Linked DNA regions of Homo sapiens: region 2 is linked to region 1. Evidence: read pairs that join two places in POLR2A ChIA-PET (ENCODE). Cell type or tissue: MCF 10A. All regions are shown on one strand. Each heading gives the region's core, and the rest is flanking DNA. Links, peaks and the distances in the headings are about the cores only. Region 1 overlaps DHX30 (DExH-box helicase 30). Region 2 overlaps IP6K1 (inositol hexakisphosphate kinase 1).

Region 1 (8,747 bases), core at 2,221-7,220:
GACTACATTGCGATAGAGAAAAACCTACATGAAATGATGAGAAAAGAAAAACAGAAACCAACATGGAAATATATCCCTCACGCTGTGTGTCGGAAGTTTTTCATAAAGTAGTTCCTCTCTGTAGTTTTTAAAACCACAGAAGATAGGCTGGGCGGTTTTTAAAACCACAGAAAATAGATTACGAGCTCACGCCTGTAATCCCAACACTTTGAGAGGCCTAGGCAGGTGGATCACTTGAGGTCAGGAGTTCAAGACCAGCCTGGCCAACAGGGTGAAACCCCCTCTCTACTAAAAATACAAATATTAGCCAGGCGTGGTGGTGGGCACCTGCAATCCCAGCTACTTGGGAGGCTAAGGCATGAGAATCACTTGAACCTAGAAAGTGGAGGTTGCAGTGAGCCAAGATCGCATCACTGCACTCCAGCCTGGGCAACAGAGTGAAACTCTGACTCAAAGGAAAAAAAAAAAAACCAAAAACACAGGAAAAAAAAAAAAAAAATATATATATATATATATATATATATATCTCATTGGCTGAACAGTAAGAAAGGAATCAGGAAGTGGGAAGGGCTCAGGGCAGGTGAGTGGTAGAACACTGGGCCAACCTCTACCAATAAAAACAAAGGGCAAGGAGTTTCCAGGAGGAAGGTCTCAGTGGCTTTCACTGAGGAAGGGTCACCTTGAACAGCTGGCAGGCTGCAGCTGCAGCCTGCCGCTCAGCATCGATCTTCTTGCTGCCATAGCCTTCTACCTCCACGCTCTTGGGCCATTTTATGTGCAGTGTGACTTTCTGGGGAAGAGAAGAGAGAAATCAGAAGTCTTGCCACTCCAGACTAGAGTTGTTGCAAATTACATGGAAAATAAACAGTGGTGGACCTCACAGCAGCAGACCTCACAGCAGCAATGTGCTAGGTTCAGAGTTGAGAACAGAGGACAGAACCCCAATCCCATCATTAACTCCTTATAAGGCTCTAACTGTCTCACCGTGAAACAATCTGTTCTACCCCAAGTTGTTTTGCTCCTTCAAGGTGCCATGTTCTAGCCAGAGGCCAAGCCGGGATCCATCTTCATCTTTTTTTTTGAGACAGAGTCTTGCACTGTTGCCCAGGCTGCACTGTTGCCTCACGCCATTCTCCTGCCTCAGCCTCCCAAGTAGCTGGGGCTACAGGTGCCCACCACCACGCCCAGCTAATTTTTTGTACTTTTAGTAGAGACGGGATTTCACTATGTTAGCCAGGATGGTCTCGATCTCCTGACCTTGTGATCCGCCCACCTCGGCCTCCCAAAGTGCTGGGATTACAGGCATGAGCCACCGCGCCCAGCCTCATCTTTTTTTTTTTTTTTTTTTTTGTGGGGGACAGGATCTCACGCTGTTGCCCAGGCTGGAGTGCAGTGGCACGATCACAGCTTACTGCAGCCTCAACCTCCTGGGCTCAAGCAATCCCCTCATCTCAGCTTCCCTAGTAGCTGGGACTACAGGCCTGCACCACAATGCCTGAGTAACTTTTTCATTTTTTGTAGAAATGGGGTCTCACTATGTTGCCCAGGCTGGTCCCAAACCCCTGGGCTCAAGGGATCCTCCCTACTCCGCCTCCTAAAGTGCTGGGATTACAGGCACGAACCACCACAACCAGGCCCCATCTTTATCTTTAAAAATCATCCAGACTGAGAGCAGTGGTGTCTCCCACAATTTTGGGAGGCTGAGGAGGGAGGATCCCTTGAACCAAGGGGTTTGAGACTACCCTGAGCAACATAGCAAGAACCGGTCTCTACAAAAAATAAAAAAAATTAGACGAGTGTGGTGGCACCTGTCTGTAGTCCCAGCTACTTTGGAGGCTGAGGCGGGAGGATCACTTGATCCCAGGAGTTTGAGGTTACTGTGAGTTATGATTGTGCCACTGCACTCCAGCCTGGGTGACAGAGAGACTCTGACTCTGTCTCTACAAAAATAAATAAAATAAATGTTAAAAAATCATCCAGAATGGTTTGCTGGCATGCTTCTATGGTTCCAGAATCTATAAGACTGTAAGGGCAAGAATTATCATTAACTCTAACCCTCTGCAGTCCTTAGTCGATGGGGGCAAAAACCAAGGATCCGTATAGGCGCCTGTCTTAGATAAGATGGCACCTCATTTGCCCTGTGTTCCTCTTCCCTAAACCAGGCACGTGTATTCTGGCTCTTCTTCAAACCTAGCTTTGCTCTGAGTCTCTGCTGACCATTTTAATTCAGGAAACCCATTCTATGGCCTCCTTGACAAAGAAACCTAAGACAGAAAGGACAAACAGCCTCCTTTCTGAGTCATACCAATGTTTTTCCTTGCCACCAGCAGAGTTACCTTTTTCTTCGGTCCATTTGTGTGCACGTAGACTAGTTTGTCTTTTGCATGTGAGATGCCGAGGGCTCTTCCAATCACACTGTTGAGAAGATTTTTGGGCTGTGGGAACTCTTTTAATAGGTCCCTAGAAGCTAAGAAAATAAGAACAAAAGCATTACAGTTGTTCTTTTTCTTTTAAAAACTCCATGGGGTGTGTATCAGGGCAACCCTGGGCTGGATTCTGAGGATGTTGGCTCATGACCCCAAACCACCCAGGAGCATCTTGGAAAAGAAAAGAGGAATGACTTCAGGGTTTACAGGGAAGAGTGGGGCCAGACCCACTTGAATAACCATCTCCTGAAGAAGGGCCAATGACCCACACACCACAGAAGGGATCCTACCAGCATCCTCTTCTCCGCCCAATCTCCTCATTTCATACATCACCTACAAAAGCCTGGTTGGTCAATAAACCCCCCAGTCTGATGTCTGAAAGAAGACACTAAACAAACAAGCAAGCAAAAAATACAAAAACAAAAATCCACCACACACACAAACTGGAGATCAAGACAATGCAAGGCTCTTCCTAAAATAAGACACACACACGAGAGACCTGGCCCCATGTATCTCAAGTGATGAGATCCAGATGCTGAATACCAGGCCCCAGCTCTCAACCGTATCTAAGCACACTGCAAAAGACTCCCACAGAACCAAACTATGTGTGGGGACTGATTAAAGACCTCTACATCTGGCTGGGCGTGGTGGCTCACGCCTGTAATCCCAGCACTTTGGGAGGCCAAGGCGGGTGGATCACAAGGTCAGGAGTTTGACAACCTGGCCAACATAGTGAAACCTTGTGAAACCTCGTCTCTACTAAAAATACAAAAAATTAGCCAGGCCTGGTGGCAGGCGCCTGTAGTCCCAGCTACTTGGGAGGCTGAAGCAGGAGAATCGCTTGAACCCGGGAGGCGGAGGTTGTAGTGAGGCAAGATCGCGCCACTGCAATCCAGCCTGGGCAACAAGAGTGAAACTCCATCTCAAAAAAAAAAAAAAAAAAGAAAGAAAACCTCTACATCTGAGCAGGCATGAATTACTCCTCCCCCAAGTTCTCTGGAATCAAGGGGAAAATTGATGCATCAGATACCATGAGAGGTACCTCGCTTCTTTTTCTTGTTTTTTGGATTAATCTCAGAGCAGAAAGGGAAGAGATATCTACCTAGGGTAAGCTTGTACCAGACACAAGGCTTAACCAGGTCATGAAGAGGTCTGCTAGGAACATGGGGGGCCATATCATTCTCCACTCTAGCCTCTGGCAGCTCCAAAAGGAGCTGTATATATGCACATGTGCACCTGCGTGTACACTGATCACCTGGGGAGCTTTTTCACCGCATGGACATCCAGCTCCCCACAGGGGACCTGAGAATGGGAGCGATGTTGGAGGCGACTCTATATTTTCAAAAAGTGCTTCCAAGCGTTCTGATGTAACTCTGCTGCCTGGTTTGAGACTGTTTCCTTGGGACAGACTCCTGTGTCAAGTGGCCAGGATGGAGGACACCTGATCCTGTCTCCCTCTAAGCGGTAACTTGTAAAGCAACTAAGAGTCAAGCAGTTAAGCAGTTAAGAAACCATATCTAAGTGGACTTGGCCGGGGCGGGGGGGGTTTCGTCACAGAGGGACCCAACTTCGAGTAGCCCATTACACCCACTGGTTTAACAATAGAGCTGCACTGAGACCACCACCCCGCCCCCACCTTCAGCTCTATAAGGTTGGTGGAGGCTGGCGCTCTCTACCCATCCTTGATGCTTTCAACAGTTTTATCCTCTGCACTATTTGGGAGGCACAAAGCTGGAATCCACCAGAACAGTCATTCTGTCTCTATTTGAGATCCTGATGTCCCAGGAGTTACTTTGGGCTATTTCTCACACTGGTGAGGGCATGCTTGTCCCTAGAAGCTCTAGCCCTTGGCCACTCATCCTGGCAGGAGTTGGACTTTTACTCGTTTTCCCCACTCCCTCGAGGTCTCGCACCTCTCACCTATTCTTGCCGGGAGCAGGTACTCTAAGGGTCCATTCGGGCCTGTGCCACGCTAAGCTTTACAAACAGCAAGGCCGCTGCCCGCCGACGGATGGCGAACTTGGCCACTATGGAAGAGAGGACCCCCGGCCGCCAGGCCCGATTTCGGCCCGCGCCCCTAGCTCTGCCATCCCAGGAGTCAAGGGCGCTGCGGACCGCCCGCCCCCGCCGATGCCCTCACCGTTCACCAAGCTTCCGTCGCCTTCCCCAGGCCCGCCGGGGGCCATCCCTGACTCGGCCTCGGCGGCTTCCTTGGTGTGGTCGGGGTGGGCGCAGCTTGAAGAGAAGCCGCGCGAGCGACCCTGTCGCCCAGCAGCGCGGGGACCCAGCGGCTGCAGGCGCGGAGAGATGCCGGCGGCCAGCGCCATGAGTCTCCTAGCGGCCGCCATCGTGCTCCCGCCGACCCCGAGGCCTGTGCGCGGCAGGGACCGGGCGAAGAGAACGGGAGCGGCCGGCCCGAGCGCCGCGCGCCCCCTGCGGGCCGGGCGGACCCGAAGCCCAAGCCTAGGCGAGGGCATCAGCAGCCCGTCCTCGCTCACCACAGCCCTGGGCCTTCAGTAGGCGGGCTCGGCGCTGCCCAGGGCTAGGACCCTGCAGAGCTCACTCTCCAGCAAATCTAAACCAGCAGTCGTGTGGATGGAAGGCAGGAAGATGGAATGAGGCTGTTGGGGGGAAAATAATGCTAGGCCTTAGCTCAATGTCATCTAAGGAAGCGAAGTTAGTTCCCTCTAGGTCCTACCAATTGTTCCTAACTACCTCTCACGTGCCTCTGGCAAATTGGCAGCCCCATCTTATTTAACGGCTTACAAAGTAAACCTGGTGAAGATCTGGAGCCAGGGCCAGGCGCCGTGGCTCATGCCTGCAATCCCAACACTTTGGGAGGTTGAGGCGGATGGATCCCCTGAGCCCAGGATTTTGAGACCAGTCTGGGCAGCATAGTGAAACCCCAACTCTATTAAAAGTTTAAAAAACGAAAAAGAAAATCTGGAGCCAGGCCAAGGAAGACCTCTTCAGGAAACAGATTTAATCCCCAGGGCTGGAGGGGAAGGTGAAAACACCCAGCTTTGGAAACTGCCAAGAATTGAGCTGGTCCAGCGTAAAGTCCAGCAGTGAAAGTGCTGTTCCTCGCCAGGCGCAGTGGCTCACGCCTGTAATCCCAGCACTTTCGGAAGCCGAGGCAGGCAGATCACCTGAGGTCAGGAGTTCGAGACCAGCCTGGCCAACATGGTGAAACCCCATCTCTACTAAAAATACAAAAATTAGCCGGGCATAGTGTCGCGCGCCTGTAATCCCAGCTACTCGGGAGGCTGAGGCAGGAGAATCGCTTGAACCCAGGAGGCGGAGGTTGCAGTAAGCCAAGATCATGCCACTGCACTTCAGCCTGGGTGACAGAGCAAGGCTCCATCTCAAAAAAAAAAAAAAAAAAAAAAAAGGAAAAGAAAATGGTATCTGAAAGCTGAAGGAGACAACAGTCTAGACAGAAAGGCCCCACCTGGACAGCAGGACCCAAGCCCTTTGTGGCACTTGAGGAAGCCCTCAGGATAGCACTCTTTTCTGACAGCCATTTGGCATAAGGCTGAAATGCCATGATTTCTTAGTTGCCTCTAAAGAAGCCAAAATGAAGAGCTATACACAAAGCAACACTGGCCATGAGTTGTTAATTGTTGAAGCTGGGTGACAGGTACTTGCAGGTTCATTATACTATTTTTTCTAGTTTACAACACATGTGTTGAACAGATGTTTAGATTTTTATGTTAAAAAAAAATCAGCCAGGCGCAGTGGCTCATGCCTGTAATCCCAGCACTCTGGGAGGCTGAGGCAGGCGGATCATGAGGTCAGGGTATCAAGACCATCCTGGTCAACATGGTGAAACCCCATCTCTACTAAAAATACAAAAATTAGCTGGGCATGGTGGCACGCGCCTGTAGTCCCAGCTACTTGGGAGGCTGAGGCAGGAGAATTGCTTGAACCCGGGAGGCGGAGGTTGCAGTGAGCCGAGATTGCGCCACTGCACTCCAGCCTGGCAACAGAGTGAGACTCCGTCTCAAAAAGACAAAAAAAAAAAAAAAAACAACAACCAGGGATGCCAACCAACTAGTTTGTTCCCAGGGGGGTCTTTGTCTCGGTTTGGTTGTGTCCCCACCCAAATCTCATCTTGAATTGTAGCCCCCATAATTCCCATGTGTCATGGGAGGGACGTGGTTGGGAGGTCATTGAATCATGGGGGTGGTTTCTCCCATATTGTTCTCATAGTAGTGAGTAAGTCTCAAGAGATCTGATAGATTAATAAGGGGAAACCCCTTTCTTTTCTTTCTTTTCTTTTTTTTTTTTTTTTTGAGATGGAGTCTCGCTCTGTTGCCCAGGCTGGAGTGCAGTGGTGCAATCTCGGCTCACTGCAAGCTCCACCTCCCAGGTTCACACCATTATCCTGGCTCAGCCCCCCAAGTAGCTGGGACTACAGGTGCCCGCCACCACACCCGGCTAATTTTTTGTATTTTTAGTAGAGACAGGGTTTCACTGTGTTAGCCAGGATGGTCTCGATCTCCTGACCTCATGATTCGCCTTCCTTGGCCTCTCAAAGTGCTGGGATTACGGGCGTGGGCCACTGCGCCTGGCCTTTCTTATTTTTTATGTTTATTTTTTTGAGACAGAGTCTTGTTCTGTCACCCAGGCTGGAATGCACTGGCACGATCTCGGCTCACTGCAACCTCTGCCTCCTGGGTTCAAGCGATTCTCCTGTCTCAGTCTCCCAAGCAGCTGGTACTACAGGTACGTGCCACCATGCCCAGCTAATTTTTGTATTTTTAGTAGAGACAGGGTTTCACCATATTGGCCAGGCTGGTCTTGAACTCCTGACCTCATGATCCACCCACCTCGGCCTCCCAAAGTGCTGGGATTACAGGCATGAGTTAACACACCCGGCTGGGAAAACCCCTTTCACTTGGTTCTGTCTTTCTCTCTTGTCTGCCACCATGTAAGATGTGCCTTTTGCCTTTCACCATGGTTGTGAGGCCTCTCCAGCCACATAGAACTGTGAATCCATTAAACCTTTTTTTCTTTATAAATTACCCAGTCTTGGGTATGTCTTTATCAGCAGCATGAAAATGGACTAATGCAGTCCCCTTTTCCTATTCATTTATTTCAACTGGGTTCTAACAGCAAGAGTCACCCTGAGCAAGTATTTCACCTCCACAAACCTCAATGACTCTTGTAAGATAAGGGCAACTCTTTACAGCAGCTCTTGGAACTCTTCTGCTTCTGTGTTCTTCTCCTCACTGGTCTAGAGCAGGAGTTGGAAAACTACAGCCTGCAGACCAAATCCAGACCCCTGCCTGTTGTTAGAAAGTTTTATTGGAACAGAGCCACACTCATTTACTATGTTATTTGCTATTATCTATGACTGCTTTCATTCTATAATGGCAGAGTCAAATAACTGCAACAGAAAGCATATGCCCCACACAGCGTAAAATATTTATTACCTGATGATTACAAAAAAAAGATTACCAACTCCTCCTCTAAAGGACCTTAAAGACCAGGTACGGTGGCTCATGCCTGTCATCCCAGCACTTTGGGAGGCCGAGGAGGGTGGATCACCTGAGGTCAGGAGTTCAAGGCCAGCCTGGCCAGTGTGGTGAAACTCCATCTCTACTAAAAATACAGAAATTAGCTCTGGGCATGGTGGCAGGTGCCTGTAATCCCAGCTACTCAAGAGGCCGAGGCAGGAGAATGGCTCAAACCCAGGAGGGAGGTTGCAGTGAGCCGACATTGCGCCATTGCACTCCAGCCTGGACAACAGAGTGAGACTCCATCTCAATCAATCAATCAATCAGTAAAGGACCTTAAAGAAAGTTAGAAAAAAGGGCTGGGCACGGTGGCTCATGCCTGTAATCCCAACACTTTGGGAGGCCGAAGCGGGCAGATTGCCTGAGGTCAGGAGTTTGAGACCAGCCTGACCAACATGGAGAAACCCCATCTCTACTAAAAAAATACAAAAAATTAGCCAGGCATAGTGGCACATGCCTGTATTCCCCGGTACTCGGGGGGCTGGGGCAAGAGAATCACTTGAACCCAGGAGGCGGAGGTTGCGGTGAGCCAAGATCGCACCATTGCACTCCCACCTGGGCAACAAGAGCGAAACTCCATCAAAAAAAGAAAAAAGAAAGTTAGGAAAAAGGCCAGGCATGGTGGCTCATGCCTGTAATCCCAGCACTTTGGGAGGCTGAGGCAGGCAAATCACTTGAGCCCAGGAGTTGGAGACCAGCCTGGGCAAAATGGTGAAACCCCGTCTCTACTGAAAATACAAAAAAATCAGCTGGGCATGCTGGTGCATGCCTGTAGTTCCGGTTACCAGGGAGGCTGAGG
Region 2 (8,747 bases), core at 3,748-8,747, 1.9 Mb before region 1:
AAAAAAGCCAGGCTTGGTGGCACACACCTGTGTTTTCAACTACTTGGAAGGCTGATGATATGGGAGGATCACTTGAGCCCAGGAGGTCGAGGCTGTAGTGATGTAGTGAACTGTGTTGTGCCACTGCAATCTAGTCTGGACAACAGTGTGAGACCCTGTCTCAAAAAAAAAAAAAAGATTGCATATCAAACCCAAGTGGTTAATCTGAGGTTGTAAAAATATGTTGGCCAAATAATTTGGAATTCTAACTGAACTTCTTAGAGTATATACCTGCTGATCTGCATTTTTAGTGTGTGTCTGTGCCTGCCCAACTAAAGAATCTGGTGACCAGGTATTGTCTTGCAATTGCTGTAGAGACAGTGCCTTCCTAGCTCTTAAAGTAGTCCTGACCTTGTTCGCCACTATATCTGATTGCAGTCTCTTTTTCCCTGCCAAGGTTTTTTATTCATTGTCACTTTCTAGGCTTGATGTGTTGTTGCATTAAAATAAACACACACAAAAAAAAACTCATATGATTTCTCCTAAATTTGGTTCAACAAGTTCTTTAGTCTGGTTCTTCTCCTTACTATCATTATTATTGTCATTGAGACAGCATCTTGCTATGTTGCCCAGACTGGTCTTGAACTCCTGGCCTCAAGCAGTCCTTCCACCTTGGCCTTCCAAAGTGTTAGGATGACAGGTGTGAGCCACCATACATGGCCTGATTCATCTTTTTTTTTTTTCCCCTGAGACAAGATCTGAATCTGTCACCCAGGCTGGAGTGCTGTGGCATGATTTCAGCTGATTGCAACCTCCACCTCCTGGGCTCAAGCCATCCTCCCACCTCAGTCTCCTGAGTAGCTGGGACTATAGGTGTACACCACCACGCCTGGCTAATTTTTGTAATTTTTTTTTTTTTGGTAAAAGTGAAGTTTTGCCATGTTGCCTATGCTGGTCTCAAACTCCTGGGCTCAAGTGATCCTCCAGCCTTGGCCACCCAAAGTGTTAGGATTACAGGCATGACTACCACAGCTGGCCTGATTAATCTTTTATAGTTGAGATTATTTATGTGTTTGCCTGATTTTTTTCCCCCTTTTTAATCTCTTTTGTATCATTGATAAAAACAGTCTAATTCTCCTCCTCATAGGCTGTCTTTTTCCTTCTGTATTTTGCTTTGATTTTGTCCTTGTTATTGTGGCTATTCTCATTTGGGTGCATTTAAACCTATTTTTCCTTCATATATCAAATCTTAAAAGAGTTAAAACACAATTTTATGTTCTTTTTATTTGCTGACTTCGAATTCTGTCATGTGGCCAACATATTTTGTTTTTCATAAAGCCACATGACCCGTTTGTTCTGGTTTTTGCTAGGTCTAGGTTAGAAATGTAAACTTTTTTGGTTTATAACCCTAATATTTTAAAACAAAAAGAACTTGTCCCTTTATAAACACTTTTTCATATGTTATATATTTACCCTACTATATACATCTGTTATGTATATCATAAACATACATATATTTATTCAGCCAGATTTATTGTGTAGTTACTATATGCCAGGTACTACTCAGGGCACTTAGGATACTCATATAACTGACATCATCATCATAAATAATAAACAGTAGACATTATCAGTAAGTAAAGTATGTAATATGCCAGAAGGGGATAAATGCCTTAATGAAGAAAAGAAAAAGAAGAGCCAATTAAAGGGGGTGGAGGGTGCAGGTGGTGGTGTATTTTAAACTAGGGAGGGTAGGATAGACCTTTCATTGAGAAAGAGACATTTTGATCAAAGACTTTTGAAGGAGGTGAGGGAGTTGGCCATGTGGTTATCTGGGGGAAGAATGTTTAGGCAGAGGGAATGACTAGTGCAAAGAAGCTAGGGAATATATATATGCCTGATGTGTTTGAGGAACATCATGAAGGCCAGTATGGCTGGAGTGGGATAATAAGCAGTGGGGAGACAAGGGTAGGAAGTGAAGGCAGAGAGAAAATGGGGGTGGGAAGGAATGCAGAGCTTGTGGACTTTTTATTTTTTGACAGTCTCATGGCAAAAAGTGAAATGGCGGCCAGGCATAGTGGCTCATGCCTGTAATCCCAGCACTTTGGGAGGCTGAGGCAGGCAGGTCATCTTGAGGTCAGAAGTTTCAGACCAGCCTGGCCAACATGACAAAACCCCGTCTCTAGTAAAAATACAAAAATAAAATTAGCTGGGCATGGTGGGGTGCGCTTGTAGTCCCCACCTACTTGGGAGGCTGAGGCATGGGAATTGCTTGAACCCAGGAGGTGGAGGTTGCAGTAAGCCAAGATCGCACCACTGCACTCCAGCCTGGGTGACGAAGTGAGACTCTGTCTCAAAAAAAAAAAAAAAGGCTAGGCGCAGTGGCTCACGCCTGTAATCCCCAGCACTTTGGGAGGTCTAGGCGGGCAGATCACCTGAGGTCGGGAGTTAAAGACCAGTCTGGCCAACATGAGAAACCCCGTCTCTACGGTAGGAGAATCACTTGAACCTGGGAAGTGGAGATTGAGGTGAGCCGAGATTGCACCATTGCCACTCCAGCCTGAGCAACAAGAGCGAAACTCACACACACACACACACACATGCAAAAGTGAAATGGTTCCTTGGGTTTTTTTTTTTTGAGATGGAGTCTTGCTCTGTTGCCCAGGCTGGAGTGCAGTGGCGCGATCTCGGCTCACTGCAAGCTCTGCCTCCCAGGTTCCACGCCATTCTCCTGCCTCAGCCTCCCGAGTAGCTGGGACTACAGGCGCCCGCCACCACACCCGTCTAATTTTTTTGTATTTTTAGTAGAGACGGGGTTTCACTGTGTTAGCCAGGATGGTCTCAATCTCCTGACCTTGTGATCCACCCGCTTTGGCTTCCCAAAGTGCTGGGATTACAGGCGTGAGGCACTGCACCCGGCCAACCCTGTCTTTAAAAAAAAAAAATTTTTTTAAGTTAGCCGGGCATGGTGAATATACTTGTAGTCCCAGCTATTTTGGAGGCTGAGGTGAAAGGATCCCTTGATCCCAGGAGTTAGAGGCTGCAGTGAGCCATGACCATATCATTGTACTCCAGCCTGGACGACAGACCCCCAACTCTAAAAAGGAAAACAACAACAAAAAATTACATTTCATTAACATGAGAAACTTCTTTTTACTTGAATGGAGACATAATTCCTTTTGGAATTCAATGGTATGTTCAAGGAGTTTGTTATTATAACCAGAAAGTCAACCTAACTATTGTAACTAATATTTTTGCAGTAAAAATTTCTTTCCATTTGTTGCAATTCACCAGTGAGAAAAAAATCAGAATCTCAGCAAGTTCTTTTCATACATAGCGTTCTTTGCATTTTACGCAATAATTATCTTAAAATATGTAACTAAAGTATTACAAAGCAAACAAAGGACAGAGTCTCTATTGTAGCTGAGAGGTGCATAAACTCATAGCAGAGCAATGGAACCCCATAACCTCTTGGGGAGCAGATACTTTGCAGTTGGCTACCTGAATAAGATTGGGGCTCTATTAGCAATGAAGTAGCAGAGAAAGACGTTATGCAGGCAACCAACATCATCATCATCTACGGCCTTCTCAGACAGTAGTTTTCACAGTAGCCTCTGTGGACACCAGACTTCAGGAGTAACCTCTGGTTGATAAAAAAAAAAGTCAGGGTTGGGCATGGTGGCTCATGCCTGTAATCCCAGCACTGTGGGAGGCTGAGGTGGGTGGATCATGAGGTCAAGAGATTGAGACCATCTTGGCCAACATGGTGAAACCCCGTCTCCACTAAAAATACAAAAATTAGCTGGGTGTGGTGGCATACACCTGTAATCCCAGTTACTCAGGAGGCTGAGGCTGAGGCACGAGAATCGCTTGAACCCTGGAGGCAGAGGTTGCAGTGAGCCGAGATCGCGCCACTGCACTCCAGCCTAGCGACAGTGAGACTCCATCTCAACAACAACAACAACAACAAAAAAAAAAGGAGTCAGAGCCGTTGCTATTTCCAGGGATGGGCACTAGGCGAGGCAAGCCCAAGCCCTTTACCTGCATCTGCAAATCCTGCAGGGTTAGGAGTGTGAGGAGACTTGGAGAAGTTAAGTGACTTATGAGGCTCCATCCACACCTTGTAAAGCAAGGCTTCACAGAGCTTGAGAGGGTTCTGGGGTACTTCCACTATTTCAGATTTCAGGGTTATTAAGAAAGTACCATCAAAACAGAGTTACAGATATGTGGTATATTTACTCTTAGGAGACTATTTCAAACACAAAAACAATGCCATGACTTCATGTTGACATCATATGGAAACAAATACCAAATGTCTAGATAGACTGAAGAGTGGACTCTGCCCTCAGTCCTGTGGAAGCTGCAGAAGTTGCCACAGATCTCTCAGAGTCAGGGGAAGGGCTATTTCAATTTTTTTTTTTTTCTTTTTTGAGGAGTCCCGCTCTGTCGCCCAGGCTGGAGTGCAGTGGCGCAATCTCGGCTCACTGAAACCTCTGCCTTCTGGGTTCAAGTGATTCTTGTGCCTCAGCTTCCCAAGTAGCTGAGATTACAGGCATGTGCCACCATGCCCAGCTACCTTTTTTTTTGTATTTTTAGAAGAGACGGGGTTTCGCCATGTTGGCCAGGCTGGTCTTGAACTCCTGACCTCAGGTGATCCGTCCGCCTCGGCCTCCCAAAGTGCTGGGATTATAGGCGTGAACCACTGCACCCGGCCTATTTCCTTGACTCTCCTCCTGCACCATTCTTCTGGGTCACCTGGCACTGTGACCCCTATCTTTTCCCAGCCACCCAATGACTCAGGCTAGAAAATTTAGCACTCTCCTTGTGTCCATAGTCAGAAGCATTCCCAGGGAGAAGCACAGCCAGAGATAGGCCTCCTTCAGCCTGACCGGGGCCAGGGCAGAAGCCAATCTACAGTACTGAACAGGATCCACAGCTGCAATGACCACCTCCAGAGACCCTGACCTGCCCTCCACAATCCAGCAACTCTATTTTTAAGTATTTACTACGTGGTGGAAACTGCCTTGGACTTTTGCTGTGGAAATAAGAGACAATGGTTTGGTGGTGATGACAGTGAGTTAATAGATGACAGCACAGTGGTATATTGATATGGTAGAGCTGGCATAGGGTACCTTAGGAGTCATAGATGTGTGCACTATACTCAGGTTTGGAGAGAATGGAGTCTAGGAATACTACCTGGGGCAGAGTTGCCTTGACCTGAAGGCAGTATTGCCTTGTCCCAGGTAGTATTCCTAGACTTCATTCAGGATAACTAGGCAAAAAAAAAAAAAAAAAAGAAGTGTATGTGCATTAAAATAGTGCAATCTGGGGACTGGGAGTACAGAATAATTGATTTTGGTGATAGCAGTGAAATAAAACATAGCTAGCTGCCTGGGCAGCTTTGGGTTAAGATTTTGCAGTTTTGCAGTAGTTTTTTCTTTCTTTTTGTCTTTTTTGAGACAGGGTCTTGCTCTGTCACCCAGGCTGGAGTGCAGTAGTGCCATCACAGCTCAGCAGTGGTATTTTGTACCCCATTTTGTCCATAATTACAAGATCCAGGAAAAACAACAACAACAAAAAACCCGATGGTTTGTCTCTTACATATGGGACCATATTCCTGCTCTACTAATACTTTTTCTTTTTTGGTCTTAATCTTTCTGATGTATTCTTGCTGACTACATTCCTAATTTAAAAATACACTCAGTGTTAAGAAATTTGCCAACTACTTTAAATATTTTGAGAGAAAATTGACATTATAAAGAGGGAGTTTGAGTACAAGGAGCTTTTCCTTGTCCCACTGGTTGGTATAGAGTCAGACAGAAAGGGAATGGTCATAAATTGACAACCATAGATTTAAAGTAGAAGAAATCTGAAGCCTGAATTCCTTTGGGAAAAGCAAAACCTTAATGATCCTATAGCAGGGGTCCCTGGGTACTGGTCCATGACCTGTTAGGAACTGGGCCTCACAGCAGGAGGTGAGTGGTAGGCGAGCAAGCAAGCAAAGCTTCATCTGTATTTACAGCTGCTCCCCTTGCTTGCATTACCGCCGGAGCTCTGCCTCCTGTCAGACCAGCGGTGGCATTAGATTCTCATAGGAGCATGAACCCTATTGTGAACTGCACATGTGAGGGATCTAGGTTGAGTGCTCCTTATGAGAAACTAATGCCTGATGATCTGTCACTGTCTTCCATCACCCCAAGATGGGACCGTCTAGTTGCAGGAAAACAATCTTAGAGCTCCCAAGGATTCTACATTATGGTGAGTTGTATAATTATTTTATTGTATATTACAATGTAGTAATAGAAATACAATGTACAATAAATGTACAGCCTCAATCATGCTGAAACCATCGCCCCCACACCCGTTCTGTGGAAAAGTTGTCTTCCATGAAACTGGTTCCTGCTGCCAAAAAATTTGGGGACCACTGTCCTACAGCTCAGCAATGAATGGCCTGCCTGGTCCTTGGCACCTTCAGTGGAGAATTTGGGAATCTCATGTGACCTAATTCCTCAGACAGAAACCCTTCCTCTGAGTGAAGGAGAGACCCTTACCAGTACTGGATATCCTAAGGAGTCTGAACAGAACAAATTCCCATTGCCTTCTGTTTTTTTCTGATCTCATCTTTGGGTGTGAAGTAAACCGGGATAGGTGCTTTCCTGATGGTTGTAATGTGCTGTAGCTCTAAAATAAAATCCTTTAGATAACTCAGAAGGGAGGTGGGAACTAGGAAAGGCAGAGAATGTGGGCTTCTGTGCACAAGATAGATGGAAGAGGCCAAGGTTGCATCATTCAGCAAAAATTTAACCAACTGCCTTTCATGTGCCACGTAGTATTGTACGTGCTAGGGATACACATAGTAGGGAACAAAACAAGAGTCCCTGCTCTCACTCATGGAGCTCCAGGGAAATTGTGACTCACCCAGTGTTTTGATTCCTTCTTCCTCTCTTCTTTTCTGTAGGACAGAATAATAAGCTGAATAGAATCTGACCATTGGCTTTCACCTGGCCAGGACCTTCTATGTAGCTCTCCTTTTGTGGCCCATGTGCTGCATCCTCTGCCCTCAGTGTGCAACTGGCCCCCAACGCAATGTGTGTTTGTCAAACCATGGAAGTGGGGCAGTATGGCAAGAATGCAAGTCGGGCTGGAGACCGGGGAGTCCTCCTGGAGCCCTTCATCCACCAAGTAGGCGGACACAGCAGCATGATGCGTTACGACGATCACACTGTGTGCAAGCCCCTCATCTCCCGGGAACAGCGCTTTTACGAGTCCCTCCCTCCCGAAATGAAGGAGTTCACCCCTGAATACAAAGGTCAGTCACTGGCCAGTTTAATGAAAGCAGCAGCCTTGGGCTTATAGACCCCTTGCCACAGTTTTTTCTTGGTTTGTTTGCCATGATATATCATTGTAGGTCTTTTTTCTCAAAGCACGAAGTCACTTTGTTAGATAAAATTAGAGGCTGAAAGCATCAGCAAGGTCTTTAGATCTTGAAAATTGAATTTATTAATAGGTAAAGCTGAGAAAAAGTCATAGCATTAAGTTCCATTGGTGGAAAAGAGCATGCTGTTGTCAGTGAATTTTCCCATTTGCTGTGACACTAGTCTGGGAGAGAAGAGGGAACATTTCTCTCGTCCCGGAGGCGGAATGGATACTTCCAGGTTAAAGCGGTTAGATAGCTGGCAGTGGTGCTGTGTGTATCCTGTGTCTATATGTGCTGGGGCAAAGAATTGTTGGTAAGAAATGCAGGGACTTTCTGGGGCCTGGAAGTCCTGATATTTGAAGGAAAAATAATTTATTTTAAAATATAAGTCAACTTTATAGAAAAGAACCTCATGAATATTAATTATACCAGAATTAACTAACTTTATTTTAAAATCTGATCTTTGTCAGTGTTTATAAATTTTTATGATTGCTCATTGTGTCTAAGTTTTTTTTTTACATTCTGCTTTATAACTTTAAGTTGTATGATTTCAGTCAGGTTAACACTGTCCTTTACTTAGGAGAGTTTCAATTTAGAAAAACCAGTGCTATAGAATTGACTTTTTGTTTCCTTAACTTTTTAAAAAAAATTTTGGTAAAATGTACATAACATAACATTCACCATTTTAAAGTGTATAATTTAGTGGCATTAACACATTCACAATGTTGTATAGCCACTGTCCATTTCCTGAATTTTTCATCATCTGAAACAAACTCGGTACCTATTAAATAATAACTCCCCATTCTTCCATCATCTGATCCCCTGGTAACCTCTTGTTTACTTTCTGTCTCTACAGATTTGCCTATTGTAGATATTTCATAAAAGTGAAATCATTACAATTTTTGACCTTTTGTGTCTGGCTTGGTTCATTTAGCTTAATGTTTACAAGGTTCGTTCATGTCATAGTGTGTATTAAAACTCCATTCTTGGCCGGGCACAGTGGCTCACATCTGTAATCCTAGCACTTTTTTTTTTTTTTTGAGAGTTTCTCTCTGTTGCCAGGCTAGAGTGCAGTGGCGCGATCTTGGTTTACTGCAACCTCCAACTCCCGGGTTCAAGCGAAGCGATTCTCCTGCCTCAGCCTCCCAAGTAGCTGGGATTACAGACATGTGCCACCACGCCCAGCTATTTTTTGTATTTTTAGTAGAGACAGGGTTTCACCATGTTGGCCAGGATGGCCTTGATCTCCTGACCTTGTGATCCGCCTGCCTCGGCCTCCCAAAGTGCTAGGATTACAAGCGTGAGCCACCGTGCCTGGCCCACTTCATTCTTTTTTATGGCTGAATAATATTTA

Evidence for each region. ChIA-PET counts read pairs that join two places held together with the same protein. Peaks named below come from ENCODE experiments on the same cell type or tissue, not always from the same donor. Only the 100,000 strongest peaks of a DNase experiment are listed, where the experiment ranks them.
Region 2: POLR2A ChIA-PET joins it to region 1 with 5 read pairs; 1 of 35 experiments calls an interaction of 5 or more read pairs at or near these places.

The regions. Positions count from the first base shown.
Region 1 is chr3:47,821,067-47,829,813 of GRCh38, reverse strand. It overlaps DHX30 (DExH-box helicase 30), which reads right to left. Exons shown (of 22, transcript NM_138615.3): 5 at 2,337-2,467; 6 at 680-790. Among named protein-coding and RNA genes, the nearest start is that of DHX30, 22 kb to the right of the region's middle. RefSeq lists silencers at 4,719-5,008, 7,509-7,709. In MCF 10A, for the core only: a CTCF peak has its summit at 4,869 (motif pointing left); a DNase peak (open chromatin) is centred at 4,863.
Region 2 is chr3:49,746,356-49,755,102 of GRCh38, reverse strand. IP6K1 (inositol hexakisphosphate kinase 1) reads left to right here. Exons shown (of 6, transcript NM_153273.4): 2 at 6,935-7,285. The coding sequence starts at 7,063. Among named protein-coding and RNA genes, the nearest start is that of GMPPB, 27 kb to the right of the region's middle. In MCF 10A, for the core only: no CTCF peak of the experiment used is centred there; a DNase peak (open chromatin) is centred at 6,842.